2 separate regions of the Mus musculus genome follow, and region 2 is linked to region 1. Evidence: chromatin loops called from intact Hi-C (ENCODE). Cell type or tissue: left cerebral cortex. All regions are shown on one strand. Links, peaks and the distances in the headings refer to the core of each region. The heading gives the core; the rest is flanking DNA. Region 1 overlaps Gm30515 (a long non-coding RNA gene). Region 2 overlaps Gm9866 (predicted gene 9866).

Region 1 (12,335 bases), core at 2,768-10,767:
ATGCCTGTGTGTAATCCCAGCAGGTGAAATGCAGAAACCAGGGCATCTCCAGGGCTCAATGACCAGCTAGACTTCTCTAATCTAGAAGCCAGGGTGCAGTGTGTTATTCAGAGACCCTAACACAAAAACAAAGGCAGTCGGCTCCTGAGGAAACACACTGAAGGTTTTACAGTGGATCACTCAGGTATTTGTGCAATTGGTCTCTCTGTCTCTGTATCACTGTCTCTGTCAAACACACACACACACACACACACACACACACACACACACACACACACACACACACACACACACACACACCTTTAACATGGATTTCTAGTTCCAGCACAAATGGCGAAGAAAACTCTGATATAAGAGTCTTTATCTATTGTCCAGGAGACATGGGCACAGGCTGTGGGTGATGGAGGCTGGTAACTGCCTGGTGGCTTGACCTCCCAGCTCTCCTGCCTTGCTGTACCATCATTAACAAGAGCCTGGCAGATTTTCTTCCTTTGTCGCTCCGTGGCTTCATGCCCAGGCTTACGGATAGGGGCAGAGTGAAAAGTAGAAGGTCTATCCAGCCTGTAAAAGGATCGTCTACATTTAAAAGGGGTGAAGATCATAGCGCTCCAGAAACAGTTAAGGGCTGGAGGGAGAGAGGGAGGCAGCCCAGCTCTTTCAAGGAGGGAAGGCCACTCACTTGGGCTGCACCTGCTGCCTATGGAGTGCTCAGCTATTGAAGAGGCCTGCGGCCCGATCTGCATATCAAATAGCTGGCGTGTAGATGAGGCCATTCATTCTGCCTTCTGTGTGTTTGTCCTGCTGGGGACGGGCTGTTGTTTAGCAGCAGGCCCTGGTTCCCTCAGGCTCCCTGAGTCAGCAGCCCCCCCTCACCCACACTGAATTCAAAACCAAGATTGATCTTCACAGAGAAGTCTCTGATGCGATGGTAAGTCCAAAGCATCGACGGTATAAGGCTGAGATGTTCTTTGGTGGCTTGGCTCCATCGATCCGTCGTCAGCAGAAGCCTTGTTAAACTAGAGAAGCAGCCTGGTCACTATTTCTAGACTTCCTCTCTGATCACACACATGCTTTAGTGCATTGAGTCAGAATCAAAAGCTTCGTTTTGGATCTGTTTAGGGATACTCTATCATTGAGTCATGTGATGTGAGGGAAAATTAGAGCTTGGTGTGTATTTAGGTGAGATATGTAAAATTTCATTTCACAGAGCCTCGACAGAGTCTGGATATCTACTTTCAAGAAATGTTGATATTGTTAGGATCAGCTAATCTGCTTGCTGCTCTCCCCCTCCCACTGTGTGTGTGTGTGTGTGTGTATTGTATACGATGTGTGCATGTGTATATGTGTGTATGTATGTACGTGTATGTATATGTGAATATGTATGTATGTCTGTGTATGTATATGTGTTTGTATATGTCTGTATATGTATATGTGTATATGTATAGATGTATGCATGTATATGTATGTATGCACTTATGTATGTATGCAAGACTTCAACACAAGTCCTTTCCTAGAAATAAAGAATAAGTTGAAGTTGCTGCTGTTTTGATTATATAGCTTTTGTACGCCTCCCAAGAGAATAGCCATCTACTCAGTGCAATTCCTTAAACTGTATTTTCTATTCCTTCCATGTCTTGAATAGAGGAAACATCTTCTGAACAGAATTCTCTCTAAATGAGAAATTAGAAAGGGGAACAAAGTCTAAGCCATACTTTGAGGTCAAGTGTCCTCCTTTGCTGTGTTTTCCTGGCTCATTGAATCTTGTCACACCCCAGATCCCCTTTCTGGCTGTGACTATAGTTTCTCAGGCTTGGGACCTCTTTTTCAAGGTTAAGAGAATGTTACTAACATGGTTGAGAAAAAAGTGTTATCAAAGATGATGAGAAAAAGGCCTGAGATCTGTGGTTTTAAGTAAACAAAATATTTTTAAAGGAAGGATTCTTTTTCCCTATGAGATAATGTTCTTAATCTCAGGCACTTTCCTGTAGTTAGAATCATCTACAGGGCATAAAAAAAAGTCAGCCTGCAAAATTAGAGAATTATTTCAATAATGGCTGCTTTTAGATTTGCTGGATGGAAACACAAGAACAGTCAGATATAAACCTTCAAGCGGTAAAGCCAACTACGTACTGTATTTGGTGCTTTCGGAAGACTGGCAGTTCTATTGAATGAGATCAGTTGCACAGTTCCTAATGCCTCACCAAATGCACATGGACGTATAGCAAGAAAGAGCCATATTTGCATGTCAGGATTTGTATTTGAATATTTGATTGTGCTTCCTTTCTTCCCCCACAGGCAGAAACCTAGGCCCAGGAATGTGTGATTTACCAAGGTCACTCAGCCCACAGGACCAGGGCTGGCCTCCTCTCCCCCAAGATCCATGCTTGGCTGAAATGCAGTTTTCCCTACGCCAGATAGGATGGTGCTGGAGGACAATCCTATGGCACATATGATAATAATTCACATTATTTCAAAGCATCATTTAAAAAAAAAACCCAGAAATATGACACACACACAAAATCAATCCCTGCTTTTCTTAAACCCAGATTTGGAGTAAATAAGGACACCCATAGTTCTTCAAAAATCACTCCATAGGGAAGAATAACCAAACACTGAAGGTAATTAGCATAGCTCCATTTCATATATACAAAAATCAAATAAAACTCAGCAATGAAAATATTCAGAAACAGAAGAAAAAGTCAATTTTTTTAAGATGCAACCCTATCTTGGAATCTTTTTATTGGCCAAAAGCCTTTGCAAGTGCTGCCTGTGGGTGCATGTTCCCGAGCCGGGGACTGTTCTGTGAGCTTCTAGACCACGCTGCAAGAATCCATGCAGTCCAGTGGCAGTGAAGCAGTTAAGTTCCCTCATCTCCTAGGCAACCAGCAATGGCAGTCCACATAAGAATCCTGGAGACATTGCCAATCTGCTGTTTAATAAAGTAAACTTTGATTGCTAGAGATATTTCTTCTTTTTATAAGTCATTTTTTCGTTACTATATTCAAATGTAATGCCAACCAGCATGCTCTATGTGCAGGGGTAGCCTCTACCCTGTAAAGAATGGCCCATTAGAAATGTTATTTTAAAAGATGCAGGGCACTGTGCATATTCACAACTGATTGGATTGCATAAGAAAATAACATCAAAGAAAGCTCCTAAGGTGTATTTGCTTAGTGAGAACAATTCAGAACATAACAGAGCTCAGTTTCCCAGTTTCTTCTTCAGCAACCTGAAAATATTAATTTCTGCAAGCTGCATGTCGTTTAATTTTAAGATGCTGAATATCCTGTGATGTATCCGTCTGCTTTTTAAAATTAAAATCTAGAGTCTCCATTTTGAAACAAAATTGTGTGTATGTCCCACTCAGACAAGCACAGAAAAGATTTATTCAAAGTTGCCCAAGCCTTCTCTCCCCTGTTTCAGAAGCTATGCTGCAGCTTGGGATATTGACAAGCCCTAATAGGAAACCTAGCAGGGGAGCTTAATGAGCCCTGCACTGAGTGTGAGGGAGGGCAGGAGGAAAGCCACGGCAAAGCTAAACCAAGCTCTGTGTCCACAGTGCCTAGCAGCCGGCATGGCAGCTGCCTGGCGTTCTCCTTCTGTCTCCTCTGCCCCTGTACACAGCTCTTTCCTCTGACCCAACTAGCTTGATAAAAAATTGTGCTGGGTTCTTCACAAACATAAAAGCAGCCGAACAAAACAGATAGTCTCTCCATTGATGAAGAGGAGGGGAGATTGGAAGGCTGGATAGGAGAGCCAGTGCTGCAGAGCCGCGCGTAACACCGAGTGGGGAGCAGTGGGGGAGGGGCAAAAGGAGAACCGCTTCGGTAAAAAAATGGCCCCTGCTCCTTGTCTGTGTACCTCCTTGATGTTGTCCTCCAGGAGAGTTTTGTTAAGTCAAATCTTCAATTCTAAGAACACCATCTATCTAATTTACACCCACAGCACACTGGGTATTTCTCATCTTTTTTTTTTTTTTTACAACATTTCTTAGATATCCCTTTGTTATCATTTTCCACTCCAGTGAAAAAATCAAAGGCTTGCCTCTCCCCCAGCCCCTAAGAGTCTTCCAGCATTTTGCCACCCTTAACTCTGCTTGCGATTAGAAAAGTCAACAGCACGATTCCTAGCTCTAATGAGTAGACAGCTCCAAGGAATTTGTAGCCTGCATTTTCTCTGCACACCAAGTATAGGGTCCAGTAGTAAATTCTGTGATGTTGCCTACATCCATGGTGGATAACCCCGTGCATCGCTTAATACGATTTATGCTTGTTGGCTCTCTCTATATGCCCTGCCATGGTGAATAAAGGAGAGGCCGAGTTCCCGTGGCAACCAGAGCCACTGCACTCCCAACTGCGGGCAAATTCTTCCTAAGCAGAAAGTAGGCAGGAGAAAGACTATGCTGGCTCCTGCATAAACATGCCAGGCTCTGATCTGGAAGAAGGAGGCACCCAGTCTCAGATTGAATTTAGATGCTCTGATTGCTTGGCCAGACCCTTCCATGTGCTCTTCCCATGGAAACATCTGCAGCTGGACGGGAGCCCAATCATAATTCTTTGCAGATCTCCCCAGCCCCGTTGCTAGTCGAATGTCACCCGGGCTTCATCAAGGACGAGACTCCATCAAGGACCCAGAGAAGAATTCTTTATGCATCTGCTCAAAATGAGGAGGTTATTTTGTTGTCTTCAAGATGGCTCTTGAGCTGCAGGCAGAGCCAAGGGCTGTGGCCTGAATGAGGAGAGTTGCTAGGAGATAAGCCCGGCTGCAGACAGCAGGCTGGAGTTATCTCTAATTGACAGCTCCTTACCCTAAGGGTCTAATTCTAACCTTGAGACCAGGACTATAATGAGAGGGCAGTTTTCCGTCACCCCTATTCCTGGCGCAGGCAGGGAGATTACTGGAGGACTGTTTTCTAGGGGTTTGTTATGTTTCTTTTATCGGGGAGGGGACCAGACTCGCGGGGGCCCTGTCTCAGCCCCAGTTTGCATCCCTGAGCCCTTGTCTGATTCATAACACCTGAATAAACTCTCTCCTGCAGTGAAGATGGGCTCGCTTTGAAATATCCAGGGTGTGCAAGGAAGAGAAGCCCTCTTGGACTTAAAATGATTTGAAACTGAAGCAGAACAGGTGGATTTCTTTAAAAAAGTGGGGATCGGGTCCGGGGAAGGCAAAGAAAAGAAAGCAAACACGGGACTCTATTTTCCATATTGCCCCTCCCTCCGGGCCCCTCTTGGCTTCCAGAGAAGTCTGCTCTGTGATTTCTGAGAGAGATTCTGTTTAGATGTCATGCCGGACAGTAAAACTACACACACAGACAGGGAAAGGATCTGCAGGTTGGGAAGAGCCCGGGTGTTCTGAATTTTTTTCTGCAAGTAGGTTGACTAGCTTTTGTGTTTTAGTTTTTTGTTTGTTTTTTTTTTTTCTGAATAATACCACACAGAAAATCCAATTTACGCACAGCCTGAATCCAGTAGGCCTAAGAGACCAAGGTTTCCTTGCGCCTGTGAAACTGTCAAAAAAGAGAAAGCATTTTCCTGGTGTGCTGGGGTATGGGGTCTGCCAGACGAGCTTGCTCCAGCATTCCCTTCCAATGCAGAGGCTGGGGACGTGTATTCCTCATAAGGGCTCATTGTAGCAAATGCCACCTAGCATTTCCTCCCCTGAGAAACGTGACATGTGGAGATTTTGAGTACTAAAGAAAGCACATTTTAAATGAGGAGTATATAATTTAATTAGTGCATTTAATAAAGGAAGAAGAGATGTTTCATTGAGGGGGTGTTTGAAGGTCACGTCTGGAACTTAACTGAGAAACACCTGCAGTACCAGCTCTCCCTCTAGAGGCGCTGCTCACCCTGAGCCCCGTTCCAGGGCACAAAGGCCAGGGCCCTCCATTTCATTTAAGTTTTAAACATGATTTGGAAATGGAAGGATGTAGCCTGTCCTCCATCAAAATTAAATATCAATAGTCAAATAGACTTTCTTTTTAGTATCCTTTTAGTTAATTTTTTTTAAATATAATTTTAAACTTGCTGAAGAGTTCTAGAAAAATACAAACCTCACCAGAGTACCCTCAGATCCAGGGGCATTTTCCACCAGTCTCTTTGAGTGTTTGTGGTCCTCCCTGTCGCCTTAAACACTTTGATAGTATCCTGAAGACAATATGAATCTTTATCTTTCCCCAAGTACAGAAGCATGCTTTCCTATCACTGGACTTTCCAATTCAGAAAGTTAATTATCAGTGCTAGTGACTGTCGCATGACAATCCATGATCAAAGCTTGTCAATTATTCCAGCCATATTTCCTCTCCCAATCACATGTTGTATCTATCTTTCCAGGAACGATTTCCACCCAAGAATGATCTAGAAAATTCACCATATACTACTCAAAGATGCTATGAAGCTTGGGTTATTTTTAGTATTAAATATTCAGAGACAGGAAATGCCCAGAAAGAGTCAGGGCAGTGCATCTGTGATGTGTTGCATAAAACTTAGTATTTTTCTAAAGAAAAATGAATGCTTGTTTTCATTTATCACTTAAAGGGAAAACAATAATGTCAATTTAAAATAAATATTTTGGAAAACAGGATTGGATAAACAATAAATCAGCAATGCCCTTTGTGGTCAAATGTTTGTAGAGGGTGTATCTCCATAAAGTGGGTAGGCGTGGGCTTTCTTGTTTCATTGTTCTGGGATCATCCCTAACAGTGCAGGGTGGGCAGAGAGAGGAGAGACACTGTTAAAGAGGCAGCAATAGAACCCAAGAATGAAGCAGTTATTTCTGGATAGAAAAGAAGCATAGAAAGCAACAACAACAACAACAACACAAATTAAGATTTTGAGTACTGAGTATGGTAGTACACTCTCATAATCTTAGCACTTGGGAGTCTAAGACAGAAGACTCACAAGTTTGAGGCCAGCCTGGATTGCATACTGTCACACTCTCTTTAAATATAGAAGCGAAACTTGCATTCTATTTGTTTACAATTTTTTTATCTTGGGTATTGGCTAATTGAAATAAGTCCCCTTGGAGTTGTAACTAGTTTCTGGCCCCTCCCCCAACCACATGGATGGGTGTAGGGCCCTGGAGCTTCTTGCTTCTCTGCTGTCCCATCAGCCAGGAAGGTCAGACTCCTCCATCTGTTCCTGGTCTCTGGGCACACACGTGTTCACATGTGTATACAGAGCACAGTTCATATCTATCTGAACAGATTCTAAACAACTAGACCCAACTCAGGCGGGCACTGAAGTTTGATATACGTTTGGACAGAGTTCTATGAAGAGTTGTTCTCCAATGTGCAACGAACACGCAATACTCTCTCCAGTGTGAGGCTGGATTTGCGCACACCTGCTCAGCATCCTCATGTGACCACAAGGTCAACATTCTCTCTCCTTGCCCTCTGGAAGGACAGTCTGTGAAACCTTTCATCTCATGCCTGTGTTTGTCAAGCCACACAATTTCCCTTGCATTAGAAACCACATCCATAATTTTCTTTAAAACAACAGTATCTGGACTAACCAGTTTTAAATTCCCCACTCCTTTGCATGACAATGAAATGAAAATTTCTTCATGCTTGTGAAGAATTTAAATTCCATTGGAAATTGAATTCTCACTTTGGTTTCAAAGTGACTGTATGTCCTAGCATTCTGGAGCCTGGTAGGTGATCAAGTCTATTCAGGAGGTAGTTGCCAGCCCCTGATGTCAGGGGGACAGACCCCCAGATTATCTCTAATCAGCTGCTCAGGGGCTGAAGGATTCAATCACACAGCATTTTTTAGGAGCAGTTGCTGACCTCTGACCCTTCCTGCAGAGGGCTTGACGGGATTAGGGGAACTTTGCTCAGTTCACCTCCAGTTACAATAAACCAACAAGAAAGAACATACTTTTTAATTATCCAAACATATTTGCATGCTCGACTGAGTCCCCAGATGGGATGGAGAGCCATACCAAGTTACAGATAACAGTTGTAATATTCTCTGTCTCTGTCTGTCTGTCTGTCTGTCTGTCTGCCTCTCTCTTCCCCTTGCCCTTCCCTCTCATTTCTCTCTCCCTTTCTTCCCTTCCCCTACCCCTTTCATAAGAGGGTCTGTAGGTGTGAGCCAGGTTGCCTGTACTTTATTCATCTTAGTTGTCTGTAGCTTGACTCTCACTTCTCCTCTGTTTCTCCATTCTCACACAGCTGGCAGATTCTATTTTAATATTCTAACAGGTTTTACATGGTGCCAAAAACATTCAGTTCTGTTCTGTTCTCCTACGACAAGGCAATGCATCTCCAGCTTACAGTTATCAAAGATCTGCAACATTAGACTACAGAGATACACAGGCATGGTAGGCAATCGGATTGTCACATGCATCTGTCCCTGGGAGGGTCCTTCCACAGAACTAGTTGATGAAACAAATCTCCATCAACAGGAAGGCTTGCTAAGGTATGTCAGGTTGACAGTAGATAGACCTAGCCCACATAAGGGTCAATGACATCTTGTGTCTGCATGTGTTCAATTTTTCAACTTGAGATATCCTCCCCCTTCTCCCTCCATCTGTTGGCATTAGGATCTCCCAAACCTATGACATCACATAGGTGACAGCACTACCTGCAACCTGCAGACTTGTTGCCAAGGCAATAGGTACCATATTCCTAACATTCACTTGGTTCACCTCTCACCTTTATCTGCGTTACATCATTCTCCATATAAATAAGGAGAACACCCTTCTCTCTCTCTCTCTCTCTCTCTCTCTCTCTCTCTCTGTCTTTCTCTCTCTCTCTGTCTTTCTCTCTGTCTCTCTTTCTCTCTCTGTCTCTCTCTCTCTGTCTCTCTCTATCCCCCTTTTCTCTTTCTGCAACTATCTCCTCTCTCTTTCCCCAATAAAACCTCTTCCACATGGAACTGCCTTGGCCTAGTGTGCTGTTGAGTCGTGACCCGCCATTCTAACACATGGTGATCTAGCATGCAGTCAGATCTCTCCCTGGTCCTCCTAGTAGAGGCAAGACAAACAGACTGACTTCTCCTAGGATTTTCTTGTCATTGGTGACAAAGATGAGCAGAGTACCATAGGGTACAGTGTGGTGACATGATTTATCATATCTATTTGTGCCTACCTTGTTTCATTTTATTGTACTTTTATCATTAGAAAAGTCAGACAGAGGAGATGATGGCTCAATTTTTTTCTGAGTTCAGCAGGACGCTGCATAGATGGTGTTCTTTGGTTGCTTTTTGTCTTTTTCTGTTTTCTGTATTTTTTTTAAGTTAGTTTCTCTCCCCTCCTAATGGTGCCCTGCTAACATTGTTTGGTGTTAGCATTTGGTTCCTGATGAAAGGCAAATGTACTGCTAAGTCCATTAGCACCTTTGCTCAAAATAAATAGCACTCTTTAAGCCAGAAAGTGACTTATCTGGAATTTTCTTTTTGGTGGCAGAATGGACAGATATTGTGCAGGTGGATCTGAGGTCAAGGAGTTTCCATTCCAAGCTCAAAGTAGGTTCTTGGCCTGGTACCATGCAGGTCATGCACTAAGCATCTTGGGTAATCAGGTAGGAAGCATTTCCTGTTTTTCCAGGTATTTAAAGCATGCAGCCTCCTTGCTGAGAAGACACCTAGCTATGTGCTGTGGATTGCACACTCTGCTCTACATGCAAACTATTACAGTTGAGAGAAACTAACTCTTCCTGTGGAGTTAGGGCAGCCTTAGAGGAGACTTCACAGTTGTGCTACTCCATGAAAAGTGAATAGACTCCAGGCAGAGAGAATAACTTGAGCCTGAAGGATGGCAGGGCCTTTTGGAATGGGTCTTAGAATGAGGGCAAACCCCTGTGGAGAGGGATGAGGCTACAGAAGACTGCAGAAGGAAGACGTGGGGTGTCCGCTGTAGAAAATGAATAAGTACCTGTTTGATTTATGCCTCCTCCATCTAGCTATTGATGATCTGTGAGCAGTCAAAATGTTCGCTGATGCAAAGCACATTAAACCAACAAACAAGTAGAAGAGAAGCCCATGGGCACCGTATAAGGAGAAGCTGTGACTGTCCTAGGGCTGTCCCTGGGTGGTAGTGACAGGATACTGCCTTTGACTGGCTTAGGTGTTTGAAGGATAATTTCGAAGGTGTTACCTGCTACTCTCAGGCAAAGGAAGTTAAGAGCAAAGTTCCGATCTTTAGTGATACAATTAGGTGGGGACATGTGACTCCCTGTAGCATGCAGAAGGAATGATGCATTTGTGTAGTCTGTATTCCTGCCCGTTCAACAACAAATCTCTTTCATCATCCCAGGGAGAAAGGAGGCAAAGTCAGATTGTGTATGACTCTATAAATAGTTGGCCTGCTGGTGAAATCAGATCAAGGTCTCTCGACTGTATAATAGAATTACCACTGATTCTCTAGTTCTGCTACCTAGGCAGTATTTATGACAAAGAACTCTTTATGTGTTGTATGGTCACATTTCAGAGTGAGGCTTTACTGATAAAGGGGTGCTTTCTCTGAACGTTACCTTTGAAAAGCTCAGGTGTGTGTGTGTGTGTATGTGTGTGTGTGTGTGTGTATGTGTGTATGTGGTATATATGTATGTGTATGTGTGTAAAGACAGAGACAGACAAATGGAGAGATACTAAAGCAACAGATCGAAGAGGGTTGGACACCCCTGTCTTGTTAAATAATTTGTAGCAATTCTATGTTCTGCAAACTTTTTTTAAAGCTTAAAATAAAGTCACACACTGATATGTGACTGTCCTGAGGGGCACTTGGAAACCTCAGCAGCCTTTGTTCTATATGTACTGGAAGCCAGAACAACTCCGGGTCTACCTGGTAAAAGGGTGCTGCAGCTATAGCGTGAGGTGGGTCCTCTGACCAGGAAGGCAGAGGAACAGCCCTTTCTGGAGTGGCTCCATTAAGGAGCCAGTGCTTTCCATATAATAAGAGCCACACCATTCACCTTACTGCCTTTATGTAAGGCAGTTGCATTTTCTTTGGCTGGGTTTCTATCCAGAGGTTGCCCCTGCATCTTCCTGCTGCCAGCACACCACTAATGCCAGAGCCAGTGTGCTCCTCCGTGGTCATGAGTGCCATGTGCCCTGCAGCCCTCTTAGGAGTTCTGATGACTGTGAAGGATGTAAGATACAAGCCCTAGTCATGGTCTCAGGAGCCCTTCTCCAGACCTCCCTCCTTTCCTGGAATATGTAGTGTGCCAACACCAGTAGATCTGTTCAACCTTCAAGAGCTAGACTGGTGATGAATATTTCTTTGTCTAGCAAGCATCATGTGTAAGACAGCAAGAGTCTGCAGCAGCTTGAAGCTCCATCTGGCTAATGGAGAACACACTCTTGGGGTACGTATTGGTTCCTAACTCTCGTCTTCCCTGGACCGACAGCTGGGGTGAGATGCTTTGCTCAGCCTGCTGAGCCACCAGCAATCTGGAAGATTTCTCTCTGACCTGAGAAGGCTGGATTTCCTACTGAGAGTCTGCAAAGTGACCCATTGTGATGGAGCCACATCCACCAGCAACGAATGACTGTCCACTCATGGCTGAGTCAAAGGTCTGCTGGTAAACCCTTTCCTTTTAAGAAACCCCCATTATCAGGAGGACACTCTATGAGGATTGGACTTGTGACTCCAGGAGCAGTTTCCCCTCGGGTTCACTTAAGGTAGAATGGGAAGCACTTAGCTAATTGCTGGAAGATTCCTTCTCTATTAAACTAAGAAAGAGCATGAGGTAGCTGACTCAGCTCTGCTTAATGGCTTTGGCTTGGTCACTTTGTAACTCTTCTGAGTTAGGAACTTCAGCTATGGCTGGAGAATCAGCTCAGATGGTAAAGGGCTGGTCTTACAAACATGAAGATCTGAGTTCAGTGCCCAGAACTCCCAGTAAATGCTCCAAGTGGGCACTTGCAACCTCAGCTCCAAGGAGATGGAGACAGGCCAGCTGCTGTCTGGGTCTCACTGGCCAGTCAGCCTAAACTTGATGAATTCTAGGACACAGAGAGACTCTGTCTCAGGGGGTGATAAAAAACGAGGGCAACAAACTTAAACTCTGAGATATATATATCACTCAAAGTTGTCTTTTATCTGCTACACATGTGAATCTACAGATGAACAGGAACACCCTCCCCCCAGCACACTCCCCTACATGCATGAATCTATACATACACACATGGCAGCAAGCACACACCACACACTACACACACACACACACAGACACACACACTAAAATATAATAGACCCCCAATTTTCTCTGTATAATCCAACCTAAACTCCTAAACTTCTCAGTCTTAAGAATTTAGACATGAGCTTTCCTGAGGACCTGCACACTCTATAGTTTATCTCTTTGCTAATTTTTATTTCTACATTTTTTT
Region 2 (12,335 bases), core at 1,512-9,511, 78 kb before region 1:
CATCAATCAATATCCAAGAAAATGCCCAGCAGACATAGCCACTGGCCAGGCAGATGGAGACAATTCTTCAGCTGAGTGAGATCTCCTTTTCCCAGGTGACTATAGTTGGTGTCAAGTTCATAAAACCTAAGCAGTACAGTGGCACACACTTATAATCCCAGGGCTGGGGAGTCAAAGACAAGAGACTCCCTGGGGCTTACTGGTCAGCCAGTCTAGCTGTATTGGTGAGCCAACTCCACCTTCACTGAGAGCCTTTGTTTCAGCAATAAGTTGGAGAGGTTGAAGGAGACAGAAGACATTGATCTCTGCCCTCTGCATACACAGACACACATAAATTTGTAGCCCCCACCCATGCACACATACCAAGAGAACTTTTAGATTTAACGTCGGAGATGAGTTTTATAGGTGTGTGAAATAATGTGCTAACAATATTGGAATGAGTCACTGGGTTTCACTCTCCTAAACGCTGCTGATTTCTGGCTATAACACATATTCTGCTTTCTGCAGGGAAAAGCGGAGCCCTGTTCAGCATTGGTCACCAGGTTGCAGGGGCATCACTTCCTTTATCCAGCATCCTGCCTCTGCACCATGTGAAGAAACCAACCCACTTTCCAATGGCAAACCCAAGTTCATGCAGACCATATTCTCCAACGTCTGTACTTCCCCTACCAGTTGGATCTGTGTTCTTTTGCAGTTCTGGGGACTTTTCAAGACTCTACTGACTAAATCTGCAAAGAGTGCCGATAATGCAACTCTTAAGCTGGCTTTCTGAGCTATCATGATGTCTTTCCCTCTCTTTGTGCCCAAGACCGTGTGCTCTCTTGCCTTTGAAGATCCATGATGTTTGAAACTCATGAGACCCAAGGCAGAAGTGTCCAGACAACTAGGAGCTAAGTCAAGCTGCTTGCATTCGCAAGCCAGGACTTGACTGGAGGGAATACAATAGAGGTGCAGACACTTCTGTGCTAACCTGTGAGTGCCTTTGGACCATGAAAATAATGTGTCTGTGGGAAAGACAATGGGTGGTTGCTTGTTGATGCCTCCTGGGGTGCTGTTTGATGAGCTCTGAAATACGCACTCTGCTCACACACAGGGTCACAGAAGGCACGGGGATCTTAAGTGCACTCGTTCTAGGGTCATCAGTGAGCTGACACTATGTGCAGATGAGCCCCTCTGCTTCTCCTGGAATCATCATTAGATGGCCAGGAAGGATCTCCGTGTTGGACTCCTCCATTCTGATACATCCTGTCTTCAGGGATAGAAAATGTTCCTGGGGGAACACGGGAGCTAAAGAAACCTCAGCTTTTCTCGAGTGTCTGGATTATTCTGAACTACATGGATTATGTTCAAGCCCAGGATGAGTGGCTCAAAGCGTGGCTGTGAGTGAGTGAGACGAAGAAAAATTGGGATCATATTTTATTCAACCAAGAGAAATGGAATCCAGCATAGTAGATTTCATGTTCTTGGGAAATATGTCCTGTCAATGGTGTTATTGAGAAGATAGGCAGAGAACACGTTCTCCCAGACAAGGAAGAGAAGAAGATGTGGCCTTGGCTTTGTGAGCTGTGGCAGGGAGGGACCTAGCATGGGAGCAAAGGTCTCTGGAAGCTTCCAGACAAACAAGTGTGGGTGTCGTTTGTCAGCTCCCTGAGAGTGGGTATCGCAGAAGACTTCCTGTGTTTTCTGTGGATAAATACACAAAACTATGCATTACTGCAACACAAGCAGGCTTTATACATTTCTTTGGTTTTAACAATTGCATTAGAAACTTTGCTCTCCCCTGAATCCTAAGAGGTGTGTTGTTGTCGTGGTTGTTTGTTTTTGCTTTTTTTTTTTTTTTCAAATAGAGACAAATACAGGAGAGAAGGAAGCGCATGGCCATTGCCTGGTTCTCTAGTGCGTTGGGAAGATGTGGCAAATGGTCTCTAAAGGATGGAGAGGTGACAGGTGTGCTCACTCAGGACCTTGAGGCCTCAGAGCCCATCAGGGAGTCCCCCAGCCATGGCTGGCTCTGCTTCCATTCACTCAGTTGGCTGGGCTTCCCTCCACCCCTTCTCAGCAGCCGGTTATTAAGTGGGGAATAGTAACAAAAGCACATCTCAGCCCTCGGGCATTCTGCATTGGTGGGCGTGGACGGAGGAAACCTCAGCCTAGCCATTGTTATGAAGCCCAGCAGCTGGCAGCTCTGGCCAGCTGCACCCGCTTCACAGGGGCTGCTCCCAAGCTGCTGCTGCTCTTCCAGCCTCATTCAAGGCCAAGTGGGACCATGTGCATGCTTGTTGTCCCCTAGGTTTGTCAGGAAGTGGGAGGCCATCTCAAGGGCAACAGCCTACCAGGTTAGACTTCAATTTGCATTCAAAATGACTTGTCTCAAGGTCAGATTTTCCGTGGACCAGACTTTAGTTTTTTTGTATGTTTGGATGTGTTGGCGAGCATACGCTCATGTCTGTGTATGTGCGTGTGTGTATGTGAGGGAGGAGGAGGAGGAGGAGGAGGAGGAGGAGGAGGAGGAGGAGGAAGGGAGTAAGCACTGATTTATTCCCAAGTCTGTCTTTGGGAAGGATACTTTGTGGCTGATACTGTCCCCTTGGGTTACTCTGTGAATTAATATGCTTCAGGCACACACATGCATAAACGCCCCATGCCCACCTCCATCCTGACGTGATAGATGGCAGGCTCGACCTGGGGCCCAGAAGGTCACACTGTGTTAACGAATGAATCTTGACCGTTCTTTCACTATAGCCGCCAGGAGCCCCACACCGCTCCTCATTCCTTTCCAACGCAGCCTCCCCCATCCTGAGCAGCAGCTTCCTTTGTTAAGGGCCCAGAGGGCAGCTGCTGACTCTAGGGCTGGAGGGAGGAATAGAGGAAGAAGTCAGTACAGGCCTGACCAGGCCTAGTGGCTGGTTGCCAGCAAACAGCCCCCAACAAGCTCCGCTGTTCCCTAGGTAGATTTTTTTTCATGGATGCCATACATTTAGAGAAGGGGGTAGAGTCTGAGAGTTAATGGACCCCTCATAGATTGCATACACATTTTAAAAATTATCAACTGCGAATATCCTGTTAAAAGCCCACATTGCATTACTTGAAACAGGGATCTGGTGTCCCGCAATGTCACAGGGCTGCTGCAAGGGAGACAGGCTTTGTTAGCCTCCATGTTTTCCCTCCTACAGCTGCCCTGTCCAGTCTCTGCTCTGCCTGACTCAGCTGGAGCACACTGGTGAATTATGCATCACTGGGTGGGAGGGGAGAGGGGAAGGGGAGAGAGAGAGAGAGAGAGAGAGAGAGAGAGAGAGAGAGAGAGAGAGAGAGAGAGAGAGAGAGAGAGAGAGGCTGAACCTGTGGGGCTGTGTCTTTAGCATGGGGAGCCCTGCAGGCTTGTTTGTGCCTCCCTCCTACCACCATCCAAACAGCAGGCTAAGATGGTGGGTCCTATAGAAATGGGATGGCGAAACTACAACCACATTAGAGATGTAGTCCAGGCCATTCTTGTTCCATCTCCTCCTGGGAGCTCTGTCTGGTGGCCTCTCCATATGTGGGAGCATTTTTTAAAAATACATTAAACGCTGTCATTTGAAATGAAGTGGGATGTGCGGCTTCATTCCTGGAAGTTTCAAGAAAAGCCCTTTTCTAGCTGTTTTCTTTTTTCCTTATTTTTTAATTTTTTAATTTTTTTGCTTTTGGAAAGGCGATGCCTTCGCCTCCAAAGCTGTGTTGGCTCTCCGAGCCATGGTGGTGTTCTCTCCACTTCAAAAATACACAGGGACATGTGGAAGCATTCTAATTTTTTTTTTCAGATCCCGAACCATATGCACCAAATTTTCACAGACTTGATCTCAATGTAGATAAAAGTGAGAACCCCCGAGGGGGACCATGCTGTAGAAATCCCTGCATTGTAGACTCTAATTTAATCATCCCTAGCCACAGAATTTCTTTGCATAAATTACGGCCTCAATGATAACATCGCTTTCACAAAAGGTGGCCTCTAATCGATTTGACTCTCCTGGAGATGGCTGGGCTCTCCAAGCAGAGGAGTGATGCACCGTTCCAGAGAGCTGTGGATTGCACCCGGGGCTTCGGAGGCTGAGTGGCCCCTGATGGCTGTTTGCTTATTCAGCTGATTTCACTTTTCACCTTGACATTTGCAAACTGGTTTTTATTTTCTGGGAATAAAGGGTTATTGGCAACTGCCTCCACTTGGGCACCCGGAGGAGGGGCATCTAGTGGATTACCTCAGAGTGGAAACTGATGGTAGAAGCCTTTTTCAGCACACATTCTTCTTCTGTCTCCTCCTCTCTTTTCTTCCAGCCATTGGAAAACTTGATTTTTTTTTTTACATGTCATTTTTATGCTTTGGGGTATGCTCAAATATGACCAAGATCAATATCCACCAAGCTATGATGAACACTTTCTGGCCTCACTTTCTTCAAGTCTTTCTCTGGACCATGAAGAATGCTTCGAAAGCTTTGCTCTAGAAGGGAGACCATCAGTCACTGTCTGCATTGTGATGACTGAGGGCACTCTGGAGGATCCCTTTGAAAGAAAGTGTTGGGGGAGATTCTCATAGAAGTAGCTGGTCTCCATTCTTGGAACTTTACCCCACCAAGGACTTGAGACAGAAGGAATATAGGGACTGACTGAGTAGTGCACCACTCTTGTCTTCAACAGGGTTCACTTGGAACAAATCTTCATTTTTACATGTTCCCAACTGAAGGTTGCTTCCACTTTCAGAATTCTGAAAGGAGGCTGAGCCTCACACACACACACACACACACACACACACACACACACACACACACGTGTAAAGAAGGAATTACATGTATGCTGAAAAATCCATCAGGCACAAGCACACAGCTGGTATTTAATAAAGATGGGAGACTGGAGTGAAAATTTTGCAAGCTGTCACAGCCCTATTCATGAAAGCAAGGACTAGGCTGGGGAGGTGTTTCTGTGAGTAAGAGAGTTTCCTGAGTAAGCAGGAAGGTCAGGTTTCAGATCCCCAAACCCACATAAAACCTGGGTGTTGCTGCCCATACCTAGAAACCCGGAAGGAGGGTCAGAATGATTGCTGGGGGGTTGCTGGCCATCATCCCTGCTGAATGGCAGTGAGTGCTGGGTTCAATCAAAGATCCTCTCTCAAGGAAGTAGGCAGTTAGTGTAAAGCAGAACACCTGACATTCCTCCTCAGCCTCTTTACGTCCGTGCAAGGGCTCAAGCACCTACACAGATGTGTACAGGAATATGCTAAACACATGGACTGCCATGATGATAAACAATGCAGTTTGTAACCCTGTTACTACAATAACATCATTCCTGATAAAACATAACTAGGAAGAAATGTAGATATTTATTCTTGGGGCAAGATAACTGGAGACAGGACATGTATGCGCGTATAAGCATAGACAAATTGCAGGTGCAGGCTATTTGAGGTTGCTAGCCTGCTGTCTACACTGTGTCTACACAGAGGGGCCAGAAGCCAAGATGCTGAGAGTAATGACACAGAGAGCCTCAGATGCCATTTGGATAGTAAAGGATTTTATGCAAACTTTGCTTGTGTATAAATAGGAGGGTGCAGGACAGAGAGAGGTAAACAACCACAGTGATAACTTAAAGGCCAACAGCAAATGGTCCTCTCCCCATTATTCTCCCTTGAACACTGACTATGACATTAAGAGCTGGATCTGTCCTTCTGTGTCCACAGTGTGTAACTTGATGTAGAGAGGCTGAGAGCTCTTTCCTGGGAAAACTTGTCAAGGTGGGAGCCTTGCTTGAGTTGGAAGAAAGGCTAGAACATTCTAGCAATGGGTCTTAGCCCAACACTCTCCAATTTTCTTTGTATATACTTCATACTATATACATTTTCCTATTACTCTTTGCGTTAAGAAAGGTGAATCTGCTGAGATAATCTTTGCTTGCACTTAGGCATAGGATGGAGTGTCCATGGAGGCCACAGGAAAACACCAGATGTTTTCTCAAGACAGCTTTCCACTAGAATTTTAACGACAGAATTTCTCAGTGAACTTAGAACTCATGAACTTAACTAAGCTATCTCAATGAGCTCTAGGTACTCTCATGTCCCTGTCCCCTGCCCCCCCGGTGCTGGAGTCATAGACAAACATTAGCGGCCCCAGCTTTTTACAGGGTACTAGGAACCAGAATGCAGAGCCTCAGGCTTGTACCATAGGCACTTTACCCACTGAGCCACATCCCATCCTGGATGGGAGACTCTTCATCTGTAGAGTTGCAAAGCTTCCTTACAGAACTAGAGCGAGGAATGCTGTTTGGCAGGAAAATCCTGCAGCACACACAGAAGCTTAAGAAACAGCAGCGATTTCCTGTCCGGGGTGTGCACAGCAGCCTTCTGTGCCGCTGCTTTCACAACTGTGGATTTAACGATGTCAGATTGAAAATATTCAGGGGAAAAAAAGTTCCTCTGTACTGAACACATACAGATCTGTTTCCCTTTGCCAGAGAAGCCCAGTGTAAGGCTCATTTGCAGAGCTTTTACACAGCTTTAGGTGTGGTAAGCCGTGGAGAGAGAGTTTAAAGCACACGAGAGAATGCGATAGGTTACATGCGAGTGTCACACCATTTTATATAAGCACTTGAGCATCTGCAGATGTTGGCATCTGTTGAGGTTCTGAGAACTAATCCCCAGTGAAAACAGAAGGCAGACTGACTGTTACTTGGTGTCATGCCTTTTCTATTATGTAAAGCAAGGATATTCTTCTGGATTAAGCATTAAATGGCCATAATTGCAGCCGATTTAAAATACAGATAAGACAACTTCTTAGCTTTACCACCATTCAATGTCTCAGACAAATTAGACTCCCTGGGTCTTTCATTGTAAACAGAGTGACATTAGACATAGCCCTGAAATCCTCAGCAGAATATGGAAGCTACTTGAGCAGAGACTCTGGGTAGGGGGTGTGGGTTTTGAGAGAATTGTATGAATTGAAATCTTAACTCCTTTTTATATGTGGTTTGCCCTACAGGTGTGCGTAGGGGTTGGGAGGGGCAGAAGAGGCAGTGCCCTGCTCCTCGGTGCAGTGTGGCCAAGAAACCAGTTGTTCTGATGCTGAGTCTGTTCTCGGGCTGTCCTCCTAGAGTGTGCCCCACCAGTTGTTCTGATGCTGAGTCTGTTCTCAGGCTGTTCTAGAGTGTGCCCCCCCCCCAACCAGGCCTATAAGCTACTAGGTCTCTACTACATCTACAGGGAAGAGAGGGGAAGAAGTGAGGGCCCAAGCCCGGCTCTCCTCCCCCAAGCTAGCTCCTTCCCCTTGCCATAGACCAGTTGTCTGTATTGACTCTCCTATGATTCTGAAGTCCATTCTATAGAAAACAGGTCCTGGAGCAGGGGAGACCCTTTCAGCGTCACACTGTCATAAGCACAATCAGATCAACTAGACAGCACAACCAGGCAGGCTGGAGAGAAGTGGAAGGAAGTGGAGTTCAGAGACTCCAGTAGATTCTAAGTAAACTCAAAGGCTGATTCCAGTGTGTGTGTGTGTGTGTGTGTGTGTGTGTGTGTGTGTGTGTATGTGTGTGCACATGTGTGTGTGCCTGTGCATGAGTGTGCTCGTATACCCTCATGTGTCTGATTGTGCATGTGTATGTGGAGACCAAAGATTGATATCAGGTGTCTTTCTCCATTGCTCACCTCCATTAATTTTGAGACAGGGTCTCTCATTCAATCTGGACTTTGTTGATTTGTCTAGACTGCCTGGTCCATGGGACTCAGGGACTCTCCTGTCTCTGTGGTCCCAGCACAGGGCTTTCAGGCATAGGCTATATCATATCACTTTTTCTATGAGTGCTAAGAATGTACACTGTCAACTGCATTATCCCCCCCCCTACCCAGGTCTCCTCCCTAGCTCTCCATTAGGAAAGACCATGACAGCATGACCCGGTGGGGTGACTAAAGGAAGCCTTGTCCTTTGGGATCAGTGGAGGGAAGCAAGTTGTGCAGACAGCAGGAGCAGGCTGATCAAAAGGCTGGGCCCAAGGACAACAAGAGACAAGCCAGGTAGACAGCAGCTGAGGTCTGGGCTTGAGAGTCATTTCAACCAGAGTCTATTGACCTGAGTGTCAGCTAGCTAAGCCATATATCCACAGGGAAATAATAGCTCAGCCTTGTTGCTCTGGGCTGTGGGCAGGTCAATAATTACCACAGAAAGAGCTAAAGAGTCTGTGGAGGGAGAAACATCCAAACACACAGTGGCAGTATAAGATCTTTTAGAAGTTGTGAGCTTGTTCTTTAACTTTTCTTTCTGAGCTCATCCTACAGGGAAAATATCGACTTTCTACCTGCCCTGGGGCACATTCAGCCCCAGCATGACACCACACTGTCACTCTGAGTTTTTTTGGGGTCCATGGTGATTTCTGCAGAGAGGTAGCTTCAGACTCAACCCACCCCCTTTCCTTCTGCTTCTGAAAGACTCTATAGCAGTCACCTTAGAGATACCTGGGGATGGGGCACCCTCTCAGAGGTGAAGGGGAGGGAAGATGGGGGCAAGAACTCTGAGAGGGTACTGGGAGGGGGACAGCATTTGGGATGTAAATAAATAAAATAATTTATTAATTTTAAAAAGCCTTGAACAAAGCAATCACTTATAAAGACTAAAACCATAAGTAGTATCCTGTCCCAACAGCACTATACACATGGTTGGCCCAACCTATGAGTGAAAGCTAGGGGCCTCTAACTGGCCCAGTTCCCACTTCACTCCCCCAACTGCTTCTGTGCCTGGAGGGTGGAATAGTACTATTCTCTGCAGGAGACATGCAATTTAGGTAGCAGCTCCCAGCAAACATGGAGAGCCAGCATCATGGGTTTCATTTCCTCTATAGCCAGTCAGTTTGATGTTGGTGGGTATTTCATGCACAGTGTTCAGTGTTTTCTTCAAGCTAGCCCAGTTTGCATGAGCTGTGGGGACATGAACCCTGCCCATCTGTTCTCCTGAGACTGCTATTGTTTCCAGGCCTGGAGAGAGGATACCTCTGCATTCTCCTTCCTGGGATGATACTGTGTTTTCAGGAGAGATGCTGTGGGGGCCCAGTCTGGACCAGGTACTAACACTGCCCCATGTGGCTCAAAGCAGCCAAATCAGAGTAGCTTGCTGACAGGAACCAGTACCTCTCTCACAGGGCGCCTGGCTGGAGGGTTGCTCTGCTCTGAGTAAGGCTACTAAAGAAACTACTCATGATGTGTGCAGGATACAAAGAAATGTATGCCAGACATCCTTGTCTGGGAGGCTTATTGTGAAAAATGATGGAGCCCTAAGCTGTAGATGGAGCAGTAGCAGAGTTTTCCCCTCCTCCAGAAAACTGCCTCCTGCTCCTACACAACTGGGCTTGTGGGCCTTCTGTCTGTATCCATGCTGTGCTCCATGCCCTACCCCCATCACTGCAACCCTTCATGGGATATCTCTGCACACTCTGCCTGACATTGCCCTTGACATCACCTTCTGTTGTTCAGTCAGTGGCTCAGCTTGCTCAGGGACCCCATGGATGTCCCACATTCTTCACTCATTTGAGAGGGGGAGGGAGAGGAGAGGGAGAGGGAGAGGGAGAGGGAGAGGGAGAGGGAGAGGGAGAGGGAGAGGGAGAGGGAGAGGGAGAGGGAGAGGGAGAGGGAGAGGGAGAGGGAGAGGGAGAAGAAAAGAGAAGACTGTGACCTAGAGTGAAATCAGTTCCGGTAGCTGGAAAAACAGAGAAACAACCAACCAACCATATTTGCCAAGGAAAGATCTGGCTTTTCAAATGCTCCAATACCTCATGAAGTCAGAACATAGACACAGTGGGTCTGAGCCTGTTCACTACTGAAAATAGGTCTTCTTGGCTCTATAATACTTGAGTGTAAAGTCAGAAACTCATTTTTACATGATACACAGACATGTATGCACATACACATATGTGCATGTGCATGCATGTACTCACATGTAAACCAGTTAAGTAGTATCCAAATAGAAGTCATTTCACAGAGAAAGCTGTCTCTCACACCTGTTTAGATGCCCAGTCTTCTCTTTTCTTCAGCACCTCTACCCCTCCTCTAGATGCCCTAGTAATATCTTCCCTACACATGTTGATATAATGTCTCCTTTAAGTGTCTTTAAGTGCTGTCTATGCTACATGACCCATACTACATGCTACCCAGTGTATGTAATCAGTGGATAGGCCAGAATCTTCATAAGTCCCTTGAAGCATCTCTCTAGGATCTCTGCCCTTCTGCAGAATGTAGGCTAATGGACAAACTGTCCAAGAAACCTCCTTGACTGGTGTCCCAGAACCTTCTTCTCTTCTAATCTCATCCTGGACTAACTGACAAGAGTGTCCTATTCGATCAGTAGCAAGCTGTGCATGTTTAGCTACAATGACACAATTGTTATCATTATACATTCTTTCCTAAGCACTTCCACCCATTTCTCATGCAAGTCAGTAATTTTTATTCTCATTAGACAAATGAAGTAATGATTCCAAAAGATTTGGTCACTTTTCAAGCCAGCCTTCAAAGCCGAAAGCTCCTGTCTACAGAGCCAACTTGGAGTAGCTCCACCTCCCCTTCAGCCTCCCTCTATCCACACACGCTTTCTTCAGACACTCCTCACTTCCATCTGGCTCTCCAGACACTTGAGCTTTTACCCTCTCTCTCACCTCCACTCAGCTCTTGGCACACTTTTCAATTCCAAATCTTGAGAAACTGACAGGCCTGTAAGTGATGTTTTAGGAGATGTGGGTGGCAGGAGCTCAAAGGACAGCATCCGTGGATTCACTTAAGGCTGGAAACAGCATGCTTCTAAGCCAAGACACCTCTGCTCTGTTAGCAACAGGTTAATGTATACTACTAAGTATATGCTTGTTTGCCTTTTCTTCACCTAAGTAATATGTTATAGTCAGAGTTGACATTTTCCAGGGGACTTGATGACATTCTTATTTGTCCCCTGAATAGAACAACAATTTTAGCTGACATAACATGGAATTCCTCTGACTAGATTAAAAATGATCACAGGGAAGGCTTGTTGGCAAACGGAGCACTCTTGTTTCTAGAGCTGAGACTGAGCATGTAGGTGGATTCACAGTGGTGAGGAGATCCCTGGAGATCACAGAGTTCTCAAGGGAGGACACAACCACCTCTGAGCAATTGCTAGTATAGCAAGAACTATAGATTGAGGCAAATCTGGGCTTATATTCAACATTGCCTGTTTTGAACTTCATGACTTTTGAAACAACTGTTCAGTTTTTATTTTGATATTTAGTTTTCTTAAAAAATTGCCAGCAAACAAAATACTCCTCAAGGTGTACTTTCAGGATTTACTAAATCAGTTGATCAAGTAAATCATTAAGTGAAAGAATCTCTATTCATATTCCCAAAAACTGAAGACTGCCCTTTCTTTGAGAGAGCAAGTATCATATAGAAGTTTAGCAACACACAAATGAAAATATAGCCCATTATGAAATTAGTTTGTTGTTATATTTTGTTTGAAATCAACATAAAATCAATGTTTTTCTACCATTAAGAACTTTGAAAGAAGCCCTTTGGAAAATAATTGTAATCTATTAACTTTACCCACAACTTGTGATAGACAAGATGTCTCAAAACTCTACTTCTGAAACTTGTAATAGCATTTCTGTAGGAAAATATTTCATAGCTGCATAGCTGGGTTATCAGGTTAGTTAGGAACATAAGTAGCAGCCAAAGATGTGAGCACATATTGGATTGACTCAGAAATAAGGCTTGGTGGAATGCTTTCCAGTTTATTTGTCATAGGGGCCAGAGTTGAGACTTTGAATCTACTTGAGTTCTACATAAAACCTTCTCTCACCTTTTTTTCTTGGTGTGAATCAGGAGGAGGCTTAACCCATGGTGAGAATTCTGCTAATTCTGCCAGGGAGAACTTCTGTGAGTTTGGATCATGGAAAAGAATACTTGGCTGGGTCCACTTAACTTGGGGTTTAAATAAAACTAGATGAGAAGGCTTTCTGCTTTCCCAAAATGATTGCAATGATGACGCTGACTCATAAAAGGCCACCCACTCAGAGAGTGAATCAAGATACCCCAGCTCTGGACCCTTGACCAAAGCAAATTCACTCCAGAAAAATGAATTCTACATAAGTCACCTCTCTAACCATAGGACTTATTTAGAATGAGTATGTGTGAAATCAACAAAAGATAGAGATAATCAGCATGGGTAGCCCACATGACAAGACAATTAGTAGAATAGGAGACAGACTTGAATACTGTGTTCCACCAGTAGTAAAAGGAGCATAAAGGAGGCTAGCTGATGTCACTATTTAGATGGCCCCACCCCATCAGACGAATATCTCTTTAAGTATGAAAA

The links. Peaks named below come from ENCODE experiments on the same cell type or tissue, not always from the same donor. Only the 100,000 strongest peaks of a DNase experiment are listed, where the experiment ranks them.
Region 2: a loop joins it to region 1, with 7 times the contacts of the local background. A loop is called at or near these places in 2 of 42 quality-filtered maps.

The regions. Positions count from the first base shown.
Region 1 is chr12:27,053,580-27,065,914 of GRCm38, reverse strand. Gm30515 (a long non-coding RNA gene) reads left to right here. Exons shown (of 7, transcript XR_001780580.2): 3 at 2,296-12,335. Among named protein-coding and RNA genes, the nearest start is that of Gm30515, 24 kb to the left of the region's middle. RefSeq lists an enhancer at 2,816-5,841. In left cerebral cortex, for the core only: a CTCF peak has its summit at 5,837; DNase peaks (open chromatin) are centred at 3,733, 4,403, 5,740, 8,189 and 2 more places; H3K4me3 peaks cover 835 bases; H3K27ac peaks cover 1,489 bases.
Region 2 is chr12:27,130,335-27,142,669 of GRCm38, reverse strand. It overlaps Gm9866 (predicted gene 9866), which reads left to right. Exons shown (of 2, transcript NR_045870.1): 2 at 508-1,874. Among named protein-coding and RNA genes, the nearest start is that of Gm20187, 22 kb to the right of the region's middle. In left cerebral cortex, for the core only: a CTCF peak has its summit at 9,060; DNase peaks (open chromatin) are centred at 2,149, 3,708 and 6,341; H3K27ac peaks cover 493 bases.